Linked DNA regions of Homo sapiens: region 2 is linked to region 1. The links are chromatin loops, found by intact Hi-C in ENCODE. Cell type or tissue: heart right ventricle. All regions are shown on one strand. Links, peaks and the distances in the headings refer to the core of each region. The heading gives the core; the rest is flanking DNA. Region 1 holds the start of LOC107985243 (a long non-coding RNA gene). Region 2 overlaps LOC107985243 (a long non-coding RNA gene).

What was found. Hi-C counts contacts between places; a loop is a spot of excess contacts. Peaks named below come from ENCODE experiments on the same cell type or tissue, not always from the same donor. Only the 100,000 strongest peaks of a DNase experiment are listed, where the experiment ranks them.
Region 2: a loop joins it to region 1, with 7 times the contacts of the local background. A loop is called at or near these places in 2 of 110 quality-filtered maps.

The regions. Positions count from the first base shown.
Region 1 is chr1:199,178,419-199,181,249 of GRCh38, forward strand. All of the region lies in intron 3 of LINC02789 (long intergenic non-protein coding RNA 2789), which reads left to right. It overlaps LOC107985243 (a long non-coding RNA gene), which reads right to left and starts at 404. Exons shown (of 3, transcript XR_001738357.2): 1 at 357-404. In heart right ventricle, for the core only: no CTCF peak of the experiment used is centred there; a DNase peak (open chromatin) is centred at 1,521.
Region 2 is chr1:199,130,952-199,133,782 of GRCh38, forward strand. The region is part of intron 1 of LOC107985243 (a long non-coding RNA gene); the gene reads right to left. Among named protein-coding and RNA genes, the nearest start is that of LINC02789, 16 kb to the right of the region's middle. In heart right ventricle, for the core only: no CTCF peak of the experiment used is centred there; no DNase peak of the experiment used is centred there.

The DNA.
Region 1 (2,831 bases), core at 4-2,503:
TTTGCATTCTTATAAAAAATTCAGTCTACATTGAGCCTCCCTTGATCTTTCATGTTTCTGTACATTTGCCATGATATTCTCCGAGCCTGTCAATAGTTCTCCTTGCCTATCAAAAGGCTATCATATTTGGATGCCCATATTGGATAAGATTCTTTAGTTTCAAGTAAGAGAATATTAATTAAATATGCCTTTACAAATAAGGACATCTATTATCTCACACATCAAGAAGACTGGAAGAAGAGTAAATCCAGGGTTGGTTAATTTAGTAGCTCAAAATGTTTAAAGTTATATTATAATAGCTTCCCTGAATCCTTCTAAGTTTTCCTGCATAGTAAGAAAATAGTTAAGGTTCTCACCATTACATCCTGATGTGACCATATCTAAAGGCGGCAAGTGTCACATTTGCAGGTTTATGTGCCTTCTCAGGGTTCTCCTTGTTGCTCACTGACTGTGGTTACGTCACATGCTCTGCCTACAGAAAAGGAATTATACCATGATTGACTTTAACCAACAGAAGCATTATTATGCCCAAGAGAGTGATAATTGGTAGTGAGGGATGAAAAATTATTACTCTTTTATGTACAAAGAGTAGGTAGATACACATTTAGCACATAAATAGATGTATATTATGTCTGTGATATTAAGATTTCATATGGGAAGGTAATTAGAAAAAAAAAGTCTAGAAAAGCTCTTGAAGGGAAAGATAATAAAAGAAGGGTTGATGAACACCCATATTAATTAATCAGTGTTCATTCCTTGGCAAATGATAGTGTTCATGAAGCATTGCCAGCCTAACACTGAAAAAAATCAGCATCTTATTAGTAAACAATGACCATTGGTAATTTCTACCACAGCACCCAACTGAAATAATAAATTTTAATAAGTCATTCCTTCTCTCCTCCAGTTAGATTTATTATCCATCCTCCATGGAAGGAATTAATTGCACCCATGCTACTTTGTCATAGCTTTGATTTGTGACCACTATTGTGCTTACTTTATGTTATTCTCTATTACAGTTAGTTGTCTACAGGTACACTTGCATTCCTACACCAAATGGATAATAAGCTACTTCTGGTAAGGCAGAGTGTCTTCAGCATTTTTTTAGATCTCCCAAAGATCACTGAAGTAAGAGGCACTCAAATGTTTATGGAATTGTATTAACACACACATACACACATATACACACACACACTCACTTTACAGATGGAATGTTTGTGTTATCCCTAAATTGAAATGTTAAAGCCCTAATCCCCAGCCTGAAAATATTTGGAGACAGGGCTTTCCTTTGAGAGGTTATTAGGTTAGATTAAGTCCTGAGGGTACAGCCCTCATGATGGAATTACTGTCTTTATAAGAAGAGATTATTTCTTTCTTTCTATTTCTCTCTCTCTCTCCCCGCCCCCACCTCTCTCTATCTCTCTATCTCTTCTTCTTTTATTCTCTCTCTCTCCTCTTACCCTTTCCCAACTCAGCTCACACTCACTGAGGAAAGGCCATGTGAGGACATGGGATCTGCATGCCAGGAAGAGAGCTCTTGCCAAGAATTGAACTGGCCAGCACCTTGATTTGGGACATCCCAGCCTCCAGAACTGTGAAAAACAAATCTCTGTTATTTAAGCAACCCAGTCTATGGTATTTTGTTATGGTAGCCCAAGCATACAAAGATGTACACACACACACACACACACACACACACACACACACACACACACATATACACACACATATACTCATAAAATATATATAATTACATTCATTTATAAACATTCAATAATTTCTATTATAATGCAATCATTTAAAATTGGCAGAGCAAGTATTAATACTTATTTTATGGTAAGTATTAGCCATATTTTTTCACATGAGAAAACCTAAGCTCAGAGAAGCTAGATGGAAGACTTATCAATGGCAGGAATAGGACTCAAATTCATACAAACTTCCATGTTTTCTAAAATATCACCATTTAATTACTAATGATATTGCATCTGAAAGCAGCAGATACCTGAACTATGTGTTATGAACCATAAACTAGATGTCATATATAAGAAAAGAAATGGTCTTATAAATAGCATTATTATATTTATGAAAGACCTAGTAAAATGTAAATACTCAATTATGTTTAATAATTGAATTTTCAATTTAAAAAAAATCCATTTTTTGGCCAGGCGCAGTGGCTCATGCCTGTAATCCCAGCACTTTGGGAGGCTGAGACAGGCAGATCACGAGGTCAGGAGATCGAGACCATCTTGGCTAACACAGTGAAACCCCGTCTCTACCAAAAATACAATAAAATTAGCCGGGTGCGGTGGCGGGCGCCTGTAGTCCCAGCTACTTGGGAGGCTGAGGCAGGAGAATGGCATGAACCCGGGAGGTGGAGCTTGCAGTGAGCCGAGATCGTGCCACTGCACTCCAGCCTGGGCAACAGAGCAAGACTCTGTCTCAAAATAAAAATTAAAAAAAAAATCCATTTTTCTATTAGTCCCATATTCACTCAAGCTTATCCTAGTTGTTTGTATTGGATCAGCAAAGACTCAGATGTCAGACAGTCATGAACTCCACTTCGAGTATCACCCTTGACTGTTGTGTGACCATAGACATGTTATGTAACTGTTATGTTGACCAGGAAGGACATATGGAGTACAATCATAGAAACAATTTTTTTTTATCAGCTTCTGTCCCATCAAACCTCTTCTGAGGGGCTAGAAACTTTCTTGCCTCTTGAAAGACATCTAGAACAAGTTCATGAATTTTCTTGTCATTTTTAGTTCAGTAACTATAAAACTCCATCTGATGAAATAGTGAAAATGTTTAACCTCATTTGAAGCAAGTCTTCT
Region 2 (2,831 bases), core at 146-2,645, 47 kb before region 1:
CTAAGTGGTAAATCTTCCCAGTTTAATGTCTGTATTGTAAACTTCAGTGGTTCTTAAGTTTATTTTCTCCAAGACTCAAAAATCTCATGAGATAATTATAATGATAAGGTACCTTTTACTCTGAGCTGAGATCACATCTTTAGCTGTTTCTATACTCAGCCTTATTGATATAACCAAACAATTTGTGCTCAATAACTCAAATGTTTTTCAGACACGGTTTGACCATTAATCTAACAACAGTACTCTATTTTGGGTTTGAATGGTAAGAGAAAAAAAATCTTTAATTAGTACCTATTATGTGCCTGGTGATTCATATTCATTATATTGATTAAATCTTAATATAAAATTATGAGATGGGTTTTAAAACCCTAATTTTTCAAATGAAGAAACATGCTCAGTGAGGCGAATTTCCTTATTGTAAGTCTTGTCTATAGGTAGTGGGGCTATGATATGAGATCAGCTCATTTGTCTTTACAGCTGATGATATTTTCAATATATCAATGTTCCTCAACATAGGGGATACCTCCATCTGCAACAGAATTGCTAGGGAAACTTCTTAGATGATAAATTCCAATGCTCCATCCCATAGTGGCTGAATCATTTTCTGAATATGGGTCTCAGAAAAATCCAGCTGAAATAATCACCCCATTGATGCTTACACATCACTGATACACGTGACTACCTTTCAGGCATTGTGCATCCCCTTCCTCAAGCCCTAATACAAACGCATCACAGTAGATAATCAAATGACCAAATACTTCTGGGATTTTTTTTTCATTCCTTTTGATTAAGTTTTTAAAAAATGATTATTACTGGAAATCAAGAATTTTCTCATAGAGACAGTATAAACATTTCATCAGTGATTAAATGAAGATATAGATAGTATATTGATCAAGCCAATTGCTGACTCTAAGCTGGCTCAACGTGTTGGATGAGAGTCAATTACATAATTACATTGGTTTTAACAGAAAGAACAATTGAGTTAAGTCAAGTATTAAAAAATGTAGGAGTTAAAAATTGTACCTCAGTAATGAGGGTTGTATTAGTCCATTCTCACACTGCTGTAAAGAACTACCTGTGACTGCATAATTTATAAAGCAAATAAGTTTAATTGACTCCCAGTTCCACAGGCCCTACAGGAAGCATGGCTGGGAGGCCTCAGAAAACTGACAATCATGGCAGAAGGTGAAGAGGAAGCAATCATGTCTTACCATGGCAGAGCAGGAGAGAAAGAGCGAGTGAAAGGGGAAGTGCACATACTTTCAAATAATCAGATCTCATGAGAACTCACTATCATGAGACCAGCAAGGGGGAAATCTGTCCCCAAAACTCAACCACCTCCCACCAGGCCCCTCCTCCAATTTGACCTGAGATTTGGGTGGGGACACAAATCCAAACCATATCAAGGGCTTAAAAGCTGACCACAAATGATCAGTAGAAAGAAGATAGGGGCTTAACCAAAAGCCATGCAGAAAAAAAGGAGTTTTAAAAATCTATACCGTGGTGTGCTCTCATCATTCCTTCCCTCAACAACACAGAAAACAAAATCCTCAGAAATAAAAATATAATAAAATATAATATAAGTCTTCGGCTTTATTGATAGACTTAATAAAATAAGAAATTACATCTTTTTCTTTCATTTTGTGCTAGTTGTACTGCTTCTGGAGTTTGGTAGATAGTTCTGATATTGCAATTGAATAATGACATTGACAAATTACATTGTATATTAAGATTATCCCAAAAGGTGAGGAATGCAATACTATGTCACGTGAGGAATGGGTGAAGACAAAGGGAATGTTTAACCTTAAAAAGAGAAGTCAGGAGGTATATGATAGCTATCTTTTTAAATTTGACAAGGTTCCTCTATATGAAAGAGATGACATTTTGGCTACAGAGTTTGAAATAAGAACAAGAGTGGAAGCTTTAAAGCTTCAGATCAAAATAAGGAAGGCATTATTTTTAGTAATCAGAGGAATTATTAGACACCAGAAACAATAGTATCACTAGAAATCTGCTTGTTCCAAGTATTGTAGTGTGAGTCAAGCATTGTATCTCATTCCTTTTGTTTCATCATGGCCCTGATCTTGCCTGTCTTGATTGCCATTTTAAGTTCCTAGCACTTAGCACATAAACATGTCTTAATAAATATTTTTTAAGGAATAAATGCACAAGACTTTATGATTCTGAATTGTCAAACACCAATTCCATGTCGACTCATGTTACAAGGAAAGAATAACGTTCATGTTTCTGCCAACCATATACCCAGTGTCCCATACTCACCACTTCTAGCCAACTAGAGAAAAATCTGCCTCAGTCTGGTTAATTGTGATAGATAATGAGAATTTGTTTATGTTAGTAACTTGTCACCTAGAAATCTTAAGTTTTGATGATTTTAGCAAACAAATTACTCTTGAGTGGTCTAGGGAAGCTGGTTACTTGACTAAATTTTAATAAGCCACTGATAAAAACACATACCAGAATAAGGCAAATTTCAAAAGGGGGGAAATGATGTGATTACAAATAACTCTTTCATGATTGTGATAAGAAGGTTGGGATAACTGATCTGCAAAGCATATGTGAGTATCTTTAAAATGGTTATTCAAGAACATTTGTAAACTATGCATACAAATAAAAACCAATTACAACCTCCATCCAAATGATGTGTAAAACTCCATCATTAAAATTTAATTTACTTTAACCATTATTTTTAGATCCATCTTAACATTTTGGACAGAATAAGGAAAGGAAGTTTATGTTTTAAAACTATATAAAATATCTACCTTATTTTTTCTTATATAGAATACACCATTGCCTTAATTAATGCAGAGCAA